Regions from separate parts of the Homo sapiens genome. Here all the other regions are linked to region 1. Evidence: chromatin contacts called from ENCODE Hi-C or POLR2A ChIA-PET data. All regions are on one chromosome and are shown on one strand. The core of a region is the stretch at or near the end of the contact, and the rest is flanking DNA. Distances in the headings are between cores, read along the strand shown.

The links. Hi-C counts contacts between places; a loop is a spot of excess contacts on that map. ChIA-PET counts read pairs that join two places held with the same protein, here RNA polymerase II (POLR2A). Pooled maps may share reads with other maps.
Region 2: a map of naive thymus-derived CD4-positive, alpha-beta T cell shows a loop between it and region 1 (5-fold over the local background). The contact joins the promoter of SUN2 here to the promoter of DMC1 in region 1. A Hi-C loop is called at or near these places in 1 of 168 maps with a recorded cell type or tissue (naive thymus-derived CD4-positive, alpha-beta T cell), 2 of 37 single-sample maps with no recorded cell type and 13 of 50 pooled maps.
Region 3: a loop to region 1 is called in a map of B cell, with 15 times the contacts of the local background. The contact joins the promoter of TPTEP2-CSNK1E here to the promoter of DMC1 in region 1. A Hi-C loop is called at or near these places in 16 of 168 maps with a recorded cell type or tissue (B cell, CD8-positive, alpha-beta T cell, OCI-LY7 and 10 more), 26 of 37 single-sample maps with no recorded cell type and 30 of 50 pooled maps. POLR2A ChIA-PET finds 5 or more read pairs at or near these places in 14 of 52 experiments (GM12878, HEK293, HEK293T and 9 more).

What each region holds. Positions count from the first base shown.
Region 1 is chr22:38,568,714-38,571,710 of GRCh38, reverse strand. It overlaps DMC1 (DNA meiotic recombinase 1), which reads left to right and starts at 1,528. Exons shown (of 14, transcript NM_007068.4): 1 at 1,528-1,668. It overlaps LOC105373031 (a long non-coding RNA gene), which reads right to left and starts at 1,211. Exons shown (of 2, transcript NR_134627.1): 1 at 1,117-1,211; 2 at 353-958. RefSeq lists enhancers at 793-842, 429-939 and a silencer at 1,243-1,532.
Region 2 is chr22:38,754,579-38,757,575 of GRCh38, reverse strand. SUN2 (Sad1 and UNC84 domain containing 2) reads left to right here and starts at 1,578. Exons shown (of 18, transcript NM_015374.3): 1 at 1,578-1,813. RefSeq lists enhancers at 297-436, 2,695-2,764 and silencers at 1,195-1,744, 1,855-2,204.
Region 3 is chr22:38,397,526-38,400,522 of GRCh38, reverse strand. It overlaps TPTEP2-CSNK1E (TPTEP2-CSNK1E readthrough), which reads left to right and starts at 1,608. Exons shown (of 15, transcript NM_001289912.2): 1 at 1,608-2,085. It also overlaps the pseudogene TPTEP2. RefSeq lists a silencer at 1,551-1,830 and an enhancer at 2,096-2,879.

The sequences.
Region 1 (2,997 bases), core at 279-2,778:
TTTTAACTGTCCTAGAGTTTGTTGTTGTTTTAAATATCTTAAAAGTTGTCTCTAACCATCGATATGATACCCAGATAAGATTTTTCTCCTCCCTTCATGAATTTGTCATTACCCAGCTCATTTTAGTTTTTTTAAGTGTACTGCACACAACCTTCAAATATTATGAACATTTCTCTCTCCCAGCTGTCACTACACCAAACTACATATGTTATATTTCCCTAAATCATCTTGCTGTGCTCTTTGCAGCTCTTCTGTAGACTGTTGATGTCTTCACCTAACGAGTTGCTCAAAAGTTCCCATAATTATTTAGGTGAGGCCTCAGAGCGAAAGCCTTTCACCACTATCCAGTTCCTCCCCCAAATGGGCATTCATCTCCATATAACAAGGACGACTGTGTTTGGGGGAAAATAACAGATTTGGAAGCACAATGGCAGTTATTTGTTGGCTCTTAAAACAATCCACCTGTTGGGGGGGTGCGTCCTACACAAAATGCCAACTGCTATTGTGGGAATGTTTTGCTATTTATTCCACCAAAATGATTCAGACAGAAAAAACAAAAAGGATCGCCCTGTACTAGGTCTTGAACCCAAAGAACTGTTTGCACAGAGATTCATCCAAGATACATCACAGCCTCCACCTCGGCAGCTGCTCTCTCAAATGTTTCCTGACTCTCCCCAAGTCAGTCTCCGCGTGAGGGGAGGAGGAGGATGCTGCCAGCGATGGCGCTGCTGGCACGAAGGCTGGCCTGCGACTTCTATTTAAAAGCTGAACCAAAATATACTTGGCGTCTGTGGTCTATTTAAAACTTCAAGTTAAGACAGAGAAAAAATTACTCTCCATCCTGAATGGGCCTCGGGTGTCTCAATCACAGACAAGAGTGGCAAATGGTGAGAGTCAGAAAGTGGGAAATTAGGAACGCTGAGGGAGCACGGCCAAACTCTGAAGCCAGCATGAAAACCTGGAGGTGAAAAGAGAAGCCATGGGCAGCGGGGGCGGGGGGAAACGGGCCCGGATTCGACCTTCTAAGCCAAGGCTCCATCTGCAACCCTCGCGACCAAGACCTATCGCCAAAGTCAGCCACCTCTGCTCATCGCCCCTCCCCCGACTCAAGGCTACCTCCTCAGAACCCCGCCTCAGGGTCTTCTCCCGGACTTTAGCGAGGTGCTCAGCTCGAGGGACGCCCCAGCTCAACGGTCTCCCTTCAAGGCCCCGCTCCTCAGCGCGCTCCTTCCACAGCGCCCCTCCCTCCCTCCCTCCGTCATCCCAGCTCGCCACCCGCTGGGGCTCCTCTTCGTTTTCCGCGCCTCAGCCCTCGCCCCGCCCCCTCGCCCTGAGCCCCCTCCAGGCCACGCCCTCTGGTCCCCCCACCTGTGAGCCCGCTCGTTCCCCGCCCTTCGGTCTTCGCCCCGCCCCCATTGCTCCCCGCCCCTCGTCGCCCTCTGTAGGCCTGCTCCCTCCCCGCCCTTCCACCCTCACCCTGCGCCCCGCCCCGGCCCCTTGGTCCTCGCCCCGCCCTCCTCGTTTGGCGCCAAACCCTGTGGTCAACGGCGCGCGGGTCTCCAGGCTCCGTGTTCTAGGCCCGAGTTAGAATCCTGTCAGCTGAGGAGGTCGGGCGGGGCAGAGGGGCTTCACCTTGAAAATCTCGGGGAGACTGTGGGTACGAGGGGGGTAAGTGGCAAAAACGAACAGCGTGCGAAGACTCTGAGGGGACGCTCGTTTTGAGAAGGCGCGCTTCCCTTTCTCGCTCCTTTTTTGGGGTCCCTGGGCTAGTGACTTTGAGCGTTCCGCTCCGACCTTTGGGGAGGAATTTTAGTGATCTTGAGGGATTTCCAACCTCATTTTCAATCGAATCGGACCTGAGTCTAGGAGAGCCCGCCTCATCCTCCTGACCAGGGAATCCGGTGTCAGGAAAATGTCCGGCGGCCGCAGGGGGTCTGCCCAGGCCTCCTGCTGAGGGAGGCGTCGAGGGCGACCCGACCGCGCTGCTGCCCCCACCAGAGGGGACAGCTGGGTCGTCTTAAACCGGGGGATTGGGGAGCCCTACTTTCAATCCAACGGTTCAGTCTATCAACGGCTCCTTGAGAGATGGGGGACAATCTTTTCATTTCATCACGGGGAGAAGAAATGAATGCTGTTTTTCTCTTCGATGGGGACAGTAAATGTGGAATTGGGGTACTCATAGCTAGCCATCTGAAGGACAGTGTCCCCGAAGATCCCATCCGAACGGTCTCGGTTGCCTTCCATCCTTTGCCGTTTGAGGTGCTGGGTGGTAGGACCCTGCTCCTGCCTTAGTATTAATGGTTCGTTCCCTTTGTTCTAGGGTCCAACCCCTGACTTTGGTATCAAATGAGGAAATGGAATCGACCAAGAAAAATGATGATTTGGACCGCATTTTATTGTAATAAATAAACACAATCACGCCTTGTGGATTCCTGAGATTTCTTTTTGAGTCTACAATGTTAAAAACTTTAACTGCTTATCAGCCTTAATATAATATTATGATCCACCAATTTTTTTTTTTTTTTTTGAGACTGAGTCTCGCACTGTCGCCCAGGCTGGAGTGCAGTGGCATGATCTCGGCTCAGTGCAACCTCCGCCTCCCAGGTTCAAGCGATTCTCCTGCCTCAGCCTCCCAAGTAGGTGGGATTACGGGCGCCCACCACCACGCCCGGCTAATTTTTTTGTATTTTTAGTAGAGACGGGGATTGGCCAGGCTGGTCTCGAACTCCTGACCTCGTGATCTGCCTGTCTCGGCCTCCCAAAGTGCTGGGATTACAGGCATGAGCCTCCACACCCGGACCACCATATTTTTAAATCTTAAAAAAATCATGAAACTAGTAAATACTGTGAAAGAAAGTATAGCTAATGTTCTATGAAACAAAAAGGTGGATGTTACAGGAGTACCCATTCATAATCAGCAGGCAGGAAGGCATTCATCATAGATGAGAAAAATAGAATCCATTTATTGAGGACAAAGTTGGAGGTGTCAGGGAGGAC
Region 2 (2,997 bases), core at 329-2,828, 190 kb before region 1:
CACATCCTGGGAGGGGACCTGGACTCCCCCCCGACCCCAGCAAGGCCAGACCCCCCTGTCTGCCAGGACCCCCGGAGAGGGGGAAGCAGGCTGTGCAATGGAGGAGGTAGGATGTGGCAACTCCATAGAAGTGGTTAGGACAGAATTCTGGAGTTGCGCATCCCAGAGATGAGGAGTCAGAGAGGCCCTTCCCCTACCTGGATGCTGCCCCTACGTCTGATTTGAATTCTCCTTTCATTGCTCCATCCAGCAGACACTCAGACCAGAGCCAGGCTCGGTACCAGGCTCTGGAGAGCTTGTCCATGTCCTCAAAGAGCTTGCAGTCTAAACCTAGGAGTGATAATGGCCAGCACCGTGGTCTCCAGGAGGGTGGAAGAGCAGGAGACTCTTCTCTTTCCAGAGCAGGCAATGGAGGCCCAGGAAAGGGGACTGTTCTTGTCTGGAGTTGGGCTGAAGCCGCTTTAGCATGAGGGTTTTGCCTTTCCTCAATCCTCCGACCCCACAGCCTTCCTGTTCCTGCCTCGGTGATTTTGTCATTCTTGTCTCGTTTCCTCTTGGTACTTTAAAAGTAAAATAACGACTGTTCATCTGCCCTTAGAAGGGCTGGCACAGAAAGAGATTCATCCCAAGCTGTGCACCTGCTCTATCTGTACAGTTGGCGGATGGGGAGCCAAGGAACAGGACCCCCGGAGTCAGGCAGCATTTTACTCAAACGCTGAGCACTCGTTCCAAGTCTGAGTAAGGTAGAAGAATGAGTGGCCAGCCCTGCCTTCCCACAGCTCAAGTGCAGCAAGCACCGTCCTTAAAACAGAAGAGCTGGCCGGGCGCGGTGGCTCATACCTGTAATCCTAGTACTTTGGGAAGCCGAGGCGGGAGAATCACTGGAGCTCAGGAGTTCGTGACCAGCCTAGGCAAACATAGTGAGATCTCGTCTCTATTTAAATAAAATAGAAAATCTGTTTAAAACAAACAAAAAATAGAAGAGCTGTCGTGAAACTTGGGTGCTCTGGGTAAAGCTTGGGAAGAGGCAGGGCCTCCCAGCATGTCTGGAATCCCCAAATTAGCAACCTGTTTCCTTGTCTGAAAAATGGGTGTAGAAATGGCCGGCTAAGAGGACAACGGCACTGGTGCCGGGTGTTGAGCAAGCCCTCGACAGCCTCACCGAGAGTGCACCAAGGGCCACCCGCGCGCTGCCGCTCCCAGGGCTCCCACCCTCCCCTCGGACGCCGGCCTGGTGAACCAGGCTGCAGGCGCGCGTGGGAGCGCTCAGAGCTGTCTCAGGTGTTCTGAGCCGCCAGATCGGGAGTCCAGTGCCCTGCTGAGCCCGAGCCCCAGCACAGGCTCCCGTCGCGTCCTCCCGCAGCCCGGGGTCCCCGCCCGCCCAGCGCCTCCCACGCGCGGACTCCTAGGCTGAGCGCGCAGGGCAGCGGGGCCCACGCGAGGGCGGGGCGAGCCGGGGCTTTGTGTTCAAACCGGCCAATGGGTGGCGGCGGTGGGCGGTGACGGCCGGCGGGGCCTGACCAATGGGCTGCGGCCTGTCAGCGTTGACTGACAGGCGCACACATACAGAGTCGGCCACACGCGCGCCGCCCGGCCCCACTCGCGCAGCGCGGGCCTCCGCCGGCCGCATTGTCCGCCCGCCCGCCTTGTCCCGCGTCGCCGCTCTTCGCGTGCCCGCGCGCCCCGGGCCCGGCCGCTGTGTCGCCCTGAGCGGAGCGCCGCCCGCGGGATCCCCACGCGGAAAGGGGGCGCGCCCCGGCGGCGGCCTGGCCTCGGACGCCCCCGGCCGGGCTAGAAGCCGCCGCGGCAGCAGGTGAGTGCGGGCGAGCTCAGGAGAGGGTTGGGGGGCCGCGGCCCGGCCTGACCCCGGGTCACCGTCGGGCCACTCGGGCGGGGCCGCGCCGCCAGGCCTGCTTCCTCCTCTCCGGGACGTGCTGGGCCGGATCCAGCCTCCACCCGGGTCCGCGGCCCGCGCCCTGACTCACCTCCTGGCCCCCGCCCCGCCTGCCGCGCCACTGGTCAGCCGGGAGGGCGGTGTCTGCGGGCGGGACTTCCCGGGCAGCCTCCCGGGAGGAGGAGGGCAAAGGCCGACTGCCCCAACCCGGCCCCGGGCAGCGCCTACGGGTTTTGTGCCAGACAGGCCGTTTCCAGGGACAGGCAGTTCCCAGCCTCTGCCTGTCAGAACTCAGGGCCTCAGAGGAAGGCCCGTTTTGTTCAGTTCTAAAACAAAACAAAACAAAGCAATGGGGGGCGCGGTGTGACTTAGAGAGCCAGGAGGCGCGCCTTTGGTGACAATTTCTGCAGGTTTGGCCTGTGGGAATGAGGGCAGAGGGAGTTAGCACCGGGCGTTTGGCAGGTCCCACAAGGGCGTGTGGCCTGGCTGTGCCCAGGGAGTGGAAATGTCACGAGGAAGATGCCCCAGATCTGGTTTAAGTCTGAAGATGGATGGAGATGTTTGTGATGGGGAAGGGCGGAATTGAGAAAGGAAGTCGCCCAGCTGAGAAGTGGGGAAGGATGCTTTCCGATGAGCGTTTCCTAACTGATTGTTAGGGAGGAGGTGGGGCGGGGGTGGTGTCTATTATGATTCGCAGTAGTAGATTTCAGCTCCCAGAGGCTCACTTCTTGTTTTGGAGAATGGGGCCTCGACCTTTTTCATCTTGTGAAACCCAGACTCAATGGTAAACTGTTTTGTGATGCCAGGATGCCGCAGGAAAGACTGAGAGGCATCTCTGGGAGTTCTGGGAGGGCGGAGGCGGGTGCTGACAGTTTTCAGCACTCCCCGCTCAACCTCCATCAGAATATTTAGTTCTTCCCAGCGGCAGCTTGGGTATGGTATAAACATGTTGCCTTGTTTCTGCCCTGGGCAAAGGTGTCACCTCCTTCAGCAGGACAGAGGCTAAGAGGAGTCCCTGTGTGGGCAGCTGGAGCCTTCAGGTAGGGACCGTACGGGCGGGGCAGGGAGGGGGGAGGGGAGATTACCTTATAAGGACAGGAATA
Region 3 (2,997 bases), core at 359-2,858, 170 kb after region 1:
ATTTTTAACTGTCAGTGCTATTGTGTTTACAGCATTCAAGTTCTCAGAGTTCAAAGGTTATCCATTAACATGTAGAATGAGGCTACACTTAAAGGCTCAACCTGGTTGCACTTGTTCATAGTTTCTTTGTTGTGTAGCAAGGCTCATAGTCATTTGTTTTCATAAAGTTAAATGAAGTTTCTTGTTTATGAAGTGTTTTTGGACTGTGTTTTAGAATGTGACAATAAGATTAAAAAATATATTTTAAAGATAGGTATTCATCTTTTGTCAGAAAAGGACTCCTAATACTAAAAGTGATCAATATCAGTGGACTTGAGTGAAAAAAAATTCACCCAATTTAGTTTTTTAGTGCTGGCCTAAGAATCTACCGGCACTGCTAATTAATTGTGAGTAATTGATTGGCTTCCTTTTTAAAAAAGACTAACCAGACCATATGGGGGGTTAGTAGTTATATATAAAATGACAGCAAAACATGACACTTGGCAAATTCTTCCCCTTTGCTGAGCTGTCTTCTCAAATTCCTTTTCCTATTTATTAAGATTGCATTGCTCACCAGCTCCGGATCGTTTCTGTAGTGCGTTCTTTCTTTTGATTTAGGAAATAGATATTTTAAATGCTTTTCTTGATGTGTTTTAAAGTTTTTTCATTTTGGATATGCCGAAGGCCAGTAAAAAAACAAATATTTGGCTATTTTGTTGGTAGCGACTTGCATAGATCCATTTCACATTTGCATTAGTTTGCATTTTGGGGTAGAAAAATTGTGGATATGTTTGTTATGTCTGTGGTTCCTCGAGGCTTACTTAAAATGGGGAAATATCACAGGCCTTAGGAATCAGGATTTTTTTTGTCCTTTTTTTCAGTAAGAAAAAAAAAACAGTTGGGAAACGATTTAAATGAGTTGTGCGTAGGGAGGAGGGGAAAGGGTAGCGGTTTTTTGTTTTTTTTTGTCCCCGGTTTCCTCCAAATGGATTTCTATCAAAACCAAGTAGATTCTTGGAACCTAGTCTAAGTTTAGAAATCTCAAGTTAGAATAGCGCAAGCCCAGTCCTTTCAGAAAAAAAAAAATCAGAACAATTAAATAGCTTTCTGAAGATACTCATTTAAAAACTTTATCTTCTCGACCTTCCTCACGCTTGAAGAAAATCTGAGGTGTTTTTCGCGCACAGCTGCCTTCTAACCCGCGAGCAACGGCGTTAAGGTTTTGTTTGTAATTCGGGGTGACCCAGGAGTTCGGGCCGCGGGCCCCTCCCCTCGCCCGGGCACACCTTGCAGAGGAGGGGGCGGCGGGGACGGGACCCGGGTCTGCGCCTGCGCACACCCTCGCGGCCCCCCCCGCCCCCCCCGCCGGGTACCTGTCACGGCTACCGCCGCGGCGCTCGCCCGCCACGTTAAATCGGATGGCGGGAGTAGGGGTATGGGGCGGGGGGCGCGGGGAGGGTGGCACGGCGCGTGCGTGCGCGGGAGTCGCCGAGCGATAACTGGGAGTGCGCGCGCTCGCCGCTCGCTCGCGTCCCGGAGGCGGAGTCTGTGGCGGGGGGCGGAGCGGGGGCGGGCCTATGCTAGTCACGTGGGCGCGGGGGCGGGGTGGGGCGGGGCGGGGCGTCTCCGAGCGGCGGGCCGAGGGAGGGCGCAGCAGCTGCTCCCTGAACACTTTCTGACCCAACAGTCCCCCAGCGCCGGACGCGCCGCGCCCTGGCGGCTCTAGGGACCCCCCCCGCGCCTGCACTTAGCCCCGCGCCCGAGGTGAGCCCGGCCCCTAAATCCTCCGGGCGGGGGTGGGGGTGCGGGACGCTCCTTTTTTGTTGGGGGTCTTGGAGGCGCGAAGGCACTAGGCGCCTCGGCAGATGGCTGCACCCCTCGCTTGCGGCTCCCCGTGTCTTTTGGGGGGCCGGGTGCGGGCGCGGAATCCGGGAGGTGTCCGCACAAAAGGCCGAGAAAACTGCGCGAGGCCTCCCTCCCTCCGCCCTCCCCGCCCCCTCCCCTCCGCGCCCGCTCCTCCTCTTTCAAACCCGGCCGGCCCGAGTGGAGTCAGCTCAGTCCCGGCAGCCGCCGCGCGAGGAAATGGCCGAGGGGCCGGAGCCACAGGTAAAGGGGGGCGCCCCCCGCCCGCGCCAGCCGGGGCGCCCGCCTGGTCCTGCGGAGGCTCCCGCGCCGCCCCCGAGGCGCCCGGCTCTCGTTGTCTTGTCCCCCCCCAGGATGACCTCAGTTCCCCGTCTCAGCTTTCTAGCTGCTCTTTCTAGGGCGCCCCCTCCCCAGCCGGCTCCTGCGCTTCCGCTGGCGGGAAGGTGCGGGCGATCCCGGGCTGCATCCGCTCTTGGCCGTCACACTCACGCCGCACGATTCAGAAGGGCTTGGGGTGCGGGGTTCCCTGAATCTCCGCCGGGAGCGGGGGTCCGGGGGTCTGCGGGGGTGGGCGGTGGGGGGCTGTTCCGAAAAGTTGGGTCGCCCCGCGGGGCGGGTCTCCCAATTTGCCCAGTCGGCCCTTGGGGCGCGGGCGGAGGGGGGACGTTGGCGTAGGGTCCCCCGCGATACCCCGGGAAGGGCCGGGGGAAGTTGGAAATGGCCAAAACAATGCGTCGGGACAGGCTTCCCCCGTAAACAATGGCCGGGACGGTCCACACGGGCCAGGCGGAGGGCGCGTCTAAGGGACCGCGGGAGGGGCTGGGCCTCTCCGCGGACCCCGAGGTGCGCCGGGTGACTCCCTCGGGTGCCCAAAAATCTGTCCCCGGGAGTCCTGGGGCGCCTGCTTATCCCTGAGCAGGGATGCACGGGGCTGCGTTTCCTGGATGTGTGCGATAAGGTGGCTTTTTTTTCCCTCCTCTAATTTTAAAGATTTTTCTTAAGTCTTAATGTTCTATAAACACTTAAAGAATATCTTTACAACTCAATTGTAGTGGAACACCCAAAGGCAGCTGGAAGCAGAACTGGGAACTCTAAAGGGCAGGAAGGATTGAAATGCTAGCCCAAAAGTGCTGCTGCTTTTTTTTTTTTTCTTTT